Regions from separate parts of the Homo sapiens genome. Here region 1 is linked to region 2. Evidence: chromatin loops called from intact Hi-C (ENCODE). Cell type or tissue: lower leg skin. All regions are shown on one strand. Links, peaks and the distances in the headings refer to the core of each region. The heading gives the core; the rest is flanking DNA. Region 1 has its middle 210 kb from the start of LL22NC03-13G6.2. Region 2 has its middle 27 kb from the start of LINC02885.

Region 1 (5,377 bases), core at 100-5,099, 610 kb after region 2:
CACAAGTTGTCACACGATAAAATGGCATAGCAGTTAATAAACGCATAAAGATGGGCAAAAGTAAAACAGGAAAAATCTGAATATGATCAGTGTATTGTATTGATGTCAATTTCCTGGTTGCAACATTATACTATAGTTTTGAAAAATATTACCACTAAGAAAAATGGCACACTGTGCAAGGAGTCTCTCTGTATTATCTTTTACAACTGCATGTGAATCTATAATTATCTCAATCAGTTTCAACTTTTTTCAAAAAAATTAAAAATAAAATGCATGGCAGGCCATATTTGGCCTGTGCACCATGGTTTTCAGCTCCAATCTGGAACATCATTTCTCAACCATGGAAGCACAGTAAAATTACCTAGGCCAGGTGTGATGGCTCACGCCTGTAATCCCAGCACTTTGGGAGGCTGAGGCAGGTGGATCACCTGAGGTCAGGAGTTCGAGAGCAGCCTGGCCAATATGGTGAAAGCCCATCTTTACCAAAAATACCAAAATTAGCCAGGTGTGGTGGTGCATGCCTGTAATCCAAGCTACTTGAGAGGTTAAGGCAGGAGAATCGCTTAAACCAGGGAAACGGAGGTAACAGTAAACCAAGATCATGCCACTGCACTCCAGCCTGGACAAAAGAGCAAGACTCTCTCTCAAAAAAAAATAAATCACCTGGGGAGATTTTACAGACAGAAATGTCAGGCATGGCGGCTCACGTCTGCAATCCCAGCACTTTGGGAGGCCGATGTGTGCAGATCACGAGGTCAGGAGATCGAGACCATCCAGACCAACATAATGAAACCCTGTCTGTACTAAAAATACAAAAAAAAAATAGCTGGGTGTGGTGGTGTGCACCTGTAGTCCCAGCTACTCAGGAGGCTGAGGCAGGAGAATCGTTTGAACCCAGGAGGCAGAGGTTGCAGTGAGCACAGATCACGCCACTGCACTCCAGCCTGGAGAAAGAGCGAGACTCTGTCTAAAAAAAAGAGAAAAGAGGAAAGGAAAAAGGAAAGGAAAAGGAAAAGGAAAGGTCTGGGGTCTACCCCAGACACTTTGCTTTTAATTCATTCAGGCTGAAACCTAGGCATGTATATTTGTTCAGAGTTCCCCAGGGAATTCTAATCACGTTGGAGAGCCATCGATCCTTTGAATATAAAATGCCACTTTTGTTTTCTCTTTTATCCTTATTTCACATTTAATGAGATACCAAAACCTAGAAATCTGCCCATATAAAAAATTTTAACTTTTCCCTCCTATCAAGACTACCAGTGCCTCAACTCAGGCCTTCATCACCCATCACATGAACTGATATAACAAACTCTGAACTGCTTGGTTTGTGTCCAGTGCTTCCCCTTGAAATGACCTCTAGTGGTATTTTCAAACTGCATAAATGATCGTGGCACTCTTTTGCATAAAATCCTTTGTAAGTTCCACTTTGCCTGAAAGAGCCCATCTCTGCTCTTTCATTGGGCCTATTTAATCTAGCCCCTACCTACCCACTTCCTCCTCCTCTCCATCCTATTCAACTTCCCTCCCACTCATACTGCACTTCGCATACTCTTTGGACACTCCTAGCCTTTTCACAGCTTCATACCTCTATACATGCAAGGCCTAAAATCAACTTTTAAAAAACTTCTTCACTGGGAAAAATTCCTACTTTTCTGTCAAGACAATCCTTTAATGAAGGCTTCTCCAGGAAGAGCAGCTCCTCACTTCTCTAGACTTCTCACCATCTCACTTCACTCACACCATCTTTCATCAAGTCCATCCTGTACACTAGGTTGTATGTTTCTAAAGGCCAGTGGCCAGGCCTTATTCAGCTCTATATTCTGGGTGTTTAGTACAGGATTTGGAATATAGTCGCATTTTTAAAGGGCTGAAATAATTGAAATAAGGAAGTAGAGTCAAGATTAGAACCCTGAAACTCATACTCATCCTTGTGTCTTTTTTCTTTTCTTGAGATGGAGTCTCACTGTTGTCACCTGGGCTGGAGTGCAATGGCACCATCTTGGCTTACTGCAACCTCTACCTCCTGAGTTCCAGCAATTCTCCTGCCTCAGCCTCCTGAGTAGCTGAGGTTACAAGCGCCCATCACCATGCTTGGATAATTTTTGTATTTTTAGTAGAGATAGAGTTTCACCATGTTAGCCAGGCTGGTCATGAACTCCTGACCTCAGGTGATCCACCCGCCTTGGCCTCCCAAAGTGCTGGAATTACAGGTGTGAGTCACCATGCCTGGCCTCATCCTTGTGTCTTAACTATCATTAACTTCAGGAAGTCTTTTCTGAGGCTCACAAAGGAGGTGTGCTACCGTCTAAATATTTGTGTTCCCTCAAAATTCAGAGGTGGAAACTTAACGCCCAAGATGATGGTGTTAGGAGGTGACACCTATGAGGAGGTGATTGTCTCATGGCAGCAGAGCCCCTGTGGATTGGATTAGTGCCATTATAATACAGGACCCAGAGAGCTCCCTCACTCCTTCCACCATGTGGGGACTCAGTGAGAAGATGTGGTCTATGAACCAAGAAATGGGCCCTCAATAGACAAAAAATCAATGGGCATCTTGATCTTGGACTTCCCAACCTCCAGAGCCATGAGAAATAAGTTTGTGTTTCTTATTAGCTACCCAGTATGTGCATTTGCCATAACAGCTTGAGTGGATTAACCTGTAGCACTATGTGTTTTCTACTGTAGCACTATCACATTTTCTGCTATAATCACTGAATTAAATGTCTGTTTCCTAACAGCTATAAACTCCATGGGATATGGAGTTCATTCATGAGATACAGATATGTTCATTGCAGCATTTTTCACAATAGCCAAGATATGAAAATAATCTCAGTGTCTGTCTGGATCATTGCTGCTTATTGCTTCAGACCTAGTGCCCAGTACACAGTAAATGCTCAATAAATGGTGGTTTCATGAATAAATGCATGATTTCTCTTTAGTGATCTTTTAGCACATAAATTTTTCCTCTTTGCTTCTTACCCTGGAACTACAGCTTCCCTTTCCCAACACCATTTCTTAGCAGCAGGAAATACTATTTCCAAGACAAATTGTTGAACCATCTGTCCTCTCCTTACTTGAGGAATGTCTTTGCTGCCTAAGTGGTGGGGAGGTGACAATTCATGACCAATCTGCTTTGTTAGGATTTGGATGTGACATCACTCTGTCTGCTGAGCCCACAATAGTCACAATCTCAATGGTCCTTAGGACCTGATTACACTAATTACACAACATCCTTTTGTAGAGGAAATGAGGATTTGAACTAAATGTGAGGGATCCCAACAGGGCGGGTGGCTTTAAAAGTGTGATGTTATCACGTGTGCTATGCAAATTGCATTTGGGTTGAAATACGAGTTCTCTTCGCCTGACTCAAAAGCGCTGGGTGAAAACATCAGAGTTACTGTAAAATATGGTGACATGCCAGAGCTCACACATTATGCTGAGAGGCCTCTGATACATGATACAGCAAAGGCACTTCCCCTTTATTCTTTTATTCAGCGTTTGAGGGAGTTGCCAATCTAATAATAAATTCTTCTTCCCAGGAAGAAGACACCAAAAGAGGACAAAACAGCATTTTTGATTAAAAAAAAAAAGTGTGTGTGTTAAGAGAGGAAATCGTTTTGCATTTTTTCAGCTCCTTCTACAGAAGGCAGTAGCACTGGAAAAACACACACTCATTTATTGTCACAGCAGCAGAACAGCAGGGACTCCTCATTGTCTGTTTTTCTAAGGATGGAAAATGGAGCCACAGGAGAGTTCTTGAGTACAGCAAGACAGAGCAGGGACAAGATTGTAGAAATAGGATGTCCCTCCTGGAACCAGTAAGATTTTGGGAGGACAGCATCATTTGAAAGGACAAAAGAATGGCCAGTCTGACTGCCAAGACATATTCTGTTTTGTATAGAATGAGATGACTCACTTGTGATAATTTGAAAAACCTAAATAAATGGTTTCTAAACTTTTTAAAATTACTTAGCCAGTAAGTTTAAAAAAAAATTTAGGGAATGAATCCCCAACACATTTATTCCTGTTCTTTCCTCTCCATTTGTGAGGAAAAGATAAACTCCCTGAGGACAAATACTTTGCCTTATTCAATACTGCAGCTGAAGTGCCTAGAACGGTGCTTGGGGCATAGTGAGTGCCCAATAAATACCTTTTGAATGAAATAATAAACACATAAATAAATGCATGTATATTTATGTATGAATTGTATCCACATACTCAAACTAATGTATATTCATGTAGCAAAATACTATGCAAATTTTAATGCATATCAGAAGATGGAAACATTTAAATAAAGAGATACAAATAAATATGAACAGTAGTTCTTGTGATTTGTTTCCCCCGTACTTGCCCCAAAATATTACCATCTACTTCACTTTGGACTGGATGTAAAATTATTTTTAAACTTCAGTGTGAATATGAATTGCCAGGGAAGCCTTTTTAAAATGCATATTTTTATCTAGCCCTTCCCTCTCTCATTCCTCAACCTTTGCCTTCAGATTCTGATTTAATAGGTCTGGTAAAGCAAAGCTTGGAAATTGTATTTTTAACAAGCTCCAAGAAAATTGTGATGCAAGTAGACTTGGAATTACACTTCACACAAAACCTATTGTAAGAAAAAGTGTTGACTACCTGGGGCCTAAATCACTACATGTGCAAGCCCCTGCAGTGAGTTTGCTTTACCTTCCAGGATGATGCAGTTTTTTGGAGCTTGGCTTTTCAAATAGAAACACACACACACATACACACACCTTCTCCACAGTGTTTTGTACCCTAAGCGTCAAAACAAAAATCTAAGCTCACCTACAGCAATGTCTTGAGCGGTTTGGGTACCAGAGACATCTCAAAACCATGGACAGCTCCCAGGAACTTACCAGCCACCCACTTACCATAGCCTCCTAGGCATCATTCCCTGTTGTCTGCTGCCCCCTATCTGGGGTGTGCAAAGCAGCACATGTGCCTGTAAAATGGTGGAGTCAAGGCTCTGCTCCCTAAGACCCCAAGAGAACCTACACTGTACCTGAAGGACATCATAGTGGCCTCTCAATCTCCATCTACCTTGTGTCTTCTCGAGTGCTTCCTTCTCCAGAATGCTGTTGGCACTGAGCAGCAGTTCACACCAGCATAATTCATGGCCACACACAAAAATCATAATATGAAGGGAGTACCCAAAATATTACTATCTACTTCATTGGCAGATGAGAAGTAGACAGTGGGTGAGAGAACAGCACCCCAAGTGGGGGAACTGGTTGATCAAGGACATGGTGGCAAAACAATCCTACAAGCATGTAGTAAGCTCCTGTCATATGCCAGGCACTGTAAACAAGGCAATCGGATTAGGTATTTTTTTTCTTTCTTTAAACTTTCCATTTTTAAA
Region 2 (5,377 bases), core at 250-5,249:
AGCATCATCCTGACACCAAAACCTGGCAGAGACACAACAAAAAAAGAAAATTTCAGGCCAATATCTCTGATGAACATTGATGTGAAAATCCTCAATAAAATACTGGCAAACTGAATCCAGCAGCACATCAAAAAGCTTATCCACCACAATCAAGTTGGCTTTATACCTGGGATGCAAGGCTGGTTCAACATATGCAAATCAATAAATATAATTCATCACATAAACAAAACCAATGACAAAAACCACATGATTATCTCGATAGATTCTGAAAAGGCCTTCGATAAAATTCAACAACGCTTCATGCTAAAAACTCTCAATAAACTAGGTATTGATGGAATGTATCTCAAAATAGTAAGGGCTATTTATGACAAACCCACAGCCAATATCATACTGAATGGGCAAAAGTCGAAGCATTCCCTTTTAAAACCGGCACAAGACAAGGATGCCCTCTCTCACCACTCCTATTCAAGATAGTATTGGAAGTTCTGGCCAGGGCAATCAGGCAAGAGAAAGAAATAAATGGTGTTCAAATAGGAAGAGAGGAAGTTAAATTGTCTCTGTTTGCAGATGACACAATCGTATATTTAGAAAACCCCATCGTCTCAGCCCCAAATCTCCTTAAGCTGATAAGCAACTTCAGCAAAGTCTCAGGATACAAAATCAATGTGCAAAAATCACAAGCATTCCTATACACCAATAATAGAGAGCCAAATCATGAGTGAACTCCCATTCACAATTGCTACAAAGAGAATAAAATATCTAGAATACAACTTACAAGGATGTGAAGGACCTCTTCAAGGAGAACTACAAACCACTGCTCAAGGAAATAAGAGAGGACACAAACAAATGGAAAAACATTCCCTGCTCATGGTTAGGAAGAATCAATATCATGAAAATGGCCTTACTGCCCCAAAGTAATTTATAGATTCAATGCTATCCCCATCAAGCTACTAATGACTTTCTTCACAGAATTAGAAAAAGCTACTTTAAATTTCATATGGAACCAAAAAAGAGCCTGTATAGCCAAGACAACCTTAAGCAAAAGAACAAAGCTGGAGGCATCACGCTACCTGACTTCAAACTATATTACAAGGCTACAGTAACCAAAACAGCATGGTACTGGTACCAAAACAGGTATATAGACCAATGGAACAGAACAGAGGCCTTAGAAATAATGCCACACATCTACAACCATCTGATCTTTGACAAACCTGACAAAAACAAACAATGGGGAAAGGATTCCCTATTTAATAAGTGGTGTTGGGAAAACTGGCTAGCCATATGCAGAAAACTGAAACTGGACCCCTTCCTTACACCTTATAAAAAAATTAACTCAAGATGGATTAAAGACTTCAATGTAAGACCTAAAACCATAAAAACCCTTGAAGAAAACCTAGGCAATACCATTCAGGACATAGGCATTGGCAAAGACTTTGTGACTAAAACACCAAAAGCAATTGCAACAAAAGCCAAAATTGACAAATGGGATCTAATTAAAGAGCTTCCGCATAGCAAAAGAAACTATCATCAGAGTGAACAGACAACCTACAGAATGGGAGAAAATTTCTGCTATCTATCCATCTGACAAAGGGCTAATATCCAGAATCTACAAGGAACTTAAATTTACAAGAAAAAAACCAACCTCATCAAAAAGTGGGCAAAGGATTTGAACAGACAATTCTCAAAAGAAGAAATTTATGCAGCCAACAAACATATGAAAAAAACCTCATCATCACTGGTCATTAGAGAAATGCAGACAAAACCACAATGAGACACCATCTCATGCCAGTTAGAATGGTGATCATTAAAAAGTCAGGAAACAACAGATGCTGGAGAGGATGTGAAGAAATAGGAATGCTCTTACACTGTTGGTGGGAGTGTAAATTAGTTCAACCATTGTGGAAGAGTGTGGCGATTCCTCAAGGATCTAGAACCAGAAATACCATTTGACCCAGCAATCCCATTACTGGGTATATACCTAAAGGATTATAAACCATTCTATAAAGACACATGCACACATATGTTTATTGCAGCACTATTCACGATAGCAAAGACTTGGAACCAACCCAAATGCCCATCAATAACAGACTAGATAAAGAAAATGTGGCACATATACACCATGGTATACTATGCAGTCATAAAAAAGGATGAGTTCATGTCCTTTGCAGGGACGTGGATGAAGCTGGAAACCATCATTCTCAGCAAACTCACACAGGAACAGAAAACCAAACACTGCATGTTCTCACGCATAGGTGGGAGCTGAACAGTGAGAACACATGGACACAGGGAGGGGAACATCACACCTGGGGACCTGTTGGGGAGTGGGGCTGGGCGGGGGACAGCATTAGGAGAAATACCTAATGTAGATGACAGGTTGATGGGTGCAGCAAACCATGGCACATGTATCCCTATGTAACAAACCTGCACGTTCTGCACATGCATCCCAGAACTTAAAGTATAATAATAATAAAAAAATTTACTAAGTTTACTCCCCCTTCCTGCTTTGTCTTCTCTTTAGCCAACCTTCCAACCTTTTTTTTTTTTTTTTTTGAGACGGAGTCTCGCTCTGTCACCCAGGCTGGAGTATAGTGGCGCAATCTTGGCTCACTGCAAGCTCTGCCTCCCGGGTTCACACCATTCTCCTGCCTCAACCTCCCGAGTAGCTGGGACTACAGGTGCCTGCCACCACGTCCGGCTAATTTTTTGTATTTTTAGTAGAGACGGGGTTTCACCGTGTTAGCCACGATGGTCTCGATCTCCTGACGTCGTGATCCGCCCCCCTCGGCCTCCCAAAGTGCTAGGATTACAGGCTTGAGCCACCGCGCCCGGCCCCTTTCAACGTTTTTGTCAAGGGAGAAGGCAGGCCCTAGCCCCAAGGCTCTGCGCTCCTTCTAACCCCACTGGGGCTGGAATGCCCCCCGCCCCAACGTGTGGCACCAGGAGTGGGGGGCACAGCTCTGCGACCTGTGCCTGTACCCCCTCCTCCTGCCCCACTCTGAAGCTGTCTGTGCTTTTTCGAGCCATCACCTAGGCTCTGCCTTCCTCCCCTCACCTCTTTCTCGCTTGCTCCCGCGCGCTCTCTCCACTTAGTGGTTCATTTACTGCTCAATCTGTGATTAATTAAAACAATTTAAATAACTGTGCTGACGCTAAATTCATTTCCAGCCACCTCCGCCGCGCAGGGCTGCGTGAGCACAGGAGAGCCGCGGTGCGGGCTCGCGCTGACCGCCAGGGGGAGCTGTGGTCTCAGGTTTGACTGGAAGCTTGGCGTCGGATGGCGGGGTTGGGTGCAGGAAAAAGGTTAAAACATGCAAGTTCTCCCCTCCCGCCCACTTTGCCTTCTTCCACCTGGGATTCTACCGTGTCCGTGCCCTCGCAGTCCCCAAAGATTCGCTGGGTTAATCCAGAATAAAAAATGTCAGGGAAGCAAACTCCTTTCTCCTGCCTGAGGTCAGCCCCAGGATATTCCCAGAACACCTGGGGCCCGGGGACCAGGAAGGTCATGCTTGCAGGAGGGGAAACACAGGCACAGACTGTGAGAAAGGAAGACCTGCCCATGGCCTCCCTTGGTGGGGGAAGGGTAGATCCTAAATTCAATGACTGGTGTCCTTATAAGAGGAGGGGACACAGAGAGACACATATACTGTGTCAAGGGCCGGGCGCAGTAGCTTACGCCTATAATCCCAACATTTTGGGACGCAGAGGCAGGTGGATCACCTGAGGTCAGGAGTTTGAGACCAGCCTGGCCAACATGGTGAAACCCCGTCTCTACTCAAAATACAAAACATTAGCTGGGCATGGTGGCAGGCGCCTGTAATTCCAGCTACTTGGGAGGCTGAGGCAGGAGAATTGCTTGAACCCAGGTGGCAGAGGTTGCAGTGAGCCAAGATTGCACCATTGCACTCTAGTCTGGGCGACAGAGCAAGACTCTGTTTCAAAAAAAAAAAAAAATGCCATGTGAAGATGGGGCAGTGATTGGTGTGATGCTGCCATGAGCAAGGGAACCCAAAAACTGGAAGAGACAAGGAAAGATCCTTCCCTGATCCTTCAGAGGGAGCGTGGCCCTGCCAACACCTCAATTTCAGGCTGCTAGCCTCCAGAACTGTGAGAGAATAAAAATAAGCTGGTTTAAGCCTCCCAATTTGTGGTCGTTTGTTATGGCAGGGCTAGGAAACTGTGACAAGGTGTTAGAAAGAAACCAGTATCTAGGAGCCTACTCAGTGCTGGGCGCTTTGCTAGATGGGTTCATGAACGTTTTCTCATTTAAGCCTCACCACAGTCACGTGCTGCAGGTTAAATTAACATCCTCATCTGTCTTGCAGGGCCAAACAGCTGGGAAGAGGCAGAACCAGGTTCAAGAGCAGGCCAGCCTCGGTCGGCAACTGGGGGTCTCAGCAGGTTGCCTACCTCATGCTCTAGGGCCCCGCCGTTTCCTGGAACCTTGCCTTGAACAGAAATGAGAACAAGGATGTGTAAGTTTGCTGGGTAGGGGAGGGACAAGAGCTCAGACATGGTCAGGAGGACCAGGCACGGCTGGAGGATGCTTGCTGTGTGGGCATGCTCTGGTGGAGAGAAGACAGCTCCACCCAGGCTGCTCCCTCACACAGAACTTCAGGACTCTGCACTCGGGAGCAGTGGCCCGCCTTATGGGTTAGCATGGTATGAGATTGGTATGAGTCAAAGTGACCTTGGGTAAGTGACTTCACTTCTCCATGCCTCGAATCTCACTGGGGCCAATTTTGCCCCCCAGGAAACACTTGGCAATATCTAGAGATATTTTTGCTTGTCACAACTGGGTGGAGGGTGCTACTGGCTTTGAGTGGGTAGAGACCAGGGATGCCGGCCAATGTCCTGCAATGTACGAGACAGGCCCTTACGACAAAGAATTATCCAGCCCAAAGGTCAATAGTGCCAAAGCTGAGGGACTGTCTCTACACAGTCTGCCCCATCAGTTCCCTTAGCTCATCCCCAGCCACTGTCCCCTGGCCCCCTCCACTTAGCCACACTGGCCTCCTCTGTGCCCCGAACATACCCTTTCTGAGAGCATTTACACTGGCTAGTTCATCCTCTCTGCCTGGCTGGCTCATTCCATGTCCTCCAGGCCTTTGCTCAGACGCCACCTTCTCAATGGGATCTAGTCCAACCACCCTATTTACAGCTGCAACCTGCGCCTCCTCCGTGGCCCTTTCATCTGTCTTATCCTGCTTTAAAAAAAATTTTGTAGCATGGATCACCTTCTAACATTCTCGGTATATTACTTATTTCCTGTATTTCTTGTCTGTCAACAAATAATTCTATTTTTGGTTTATTTTATCAACTGGTGTGTTTCCAGTGCCTAAAACAATGCTCGGGACATAATAGGTGCTCAATAAATATT

The links. Hi-C counts contacts between places; a loop is a spot of excess contacts. Peaks named below come from ENCODE experiments on the same cell type or tissue, not always from the same donor. Only the 100,000 strongest peaks of a DNase experiment are listed, where the experiment ranks them.
Region 1: it touches region 2 in a loop (5-fold over the local background); 34 of 110 quality-filtered maps call a loop at or near these places.

What each region holds. Positions count from the first base shown.
Region 1 is chr22:34,414,536-34,419,912 of GRCh38, reverse strand. No RefSeq gene overlaps it. Among named protein-coding and RNA genes, the nearest start is that of LL22NC03-13G6.2, 210 kb to the right of the region's middle. RefSeq lists a silencer at 4,831-4,980. In lower leg skin, for the core only: no CTCF peak of the experiment used is centred there; no DNase peak of the experiment used is centred there.
Region 2 is chr22:35,022,081-35,027,457 of GRCh38, reverse strand. No RefSeq gene overlaps it. Among named protein-coding and RNA genes, the nearest start is that of LINC02885, 27 kb to the right of the region's middle. RefSeq lists an enhancer at 2,962-3,552. In lower leg skin, for the core only: no CTCF peak of the experiment used is centred there; DNase peaks (open chromatin) are centred at 3,237, 3,547, 4,507 and 4,947.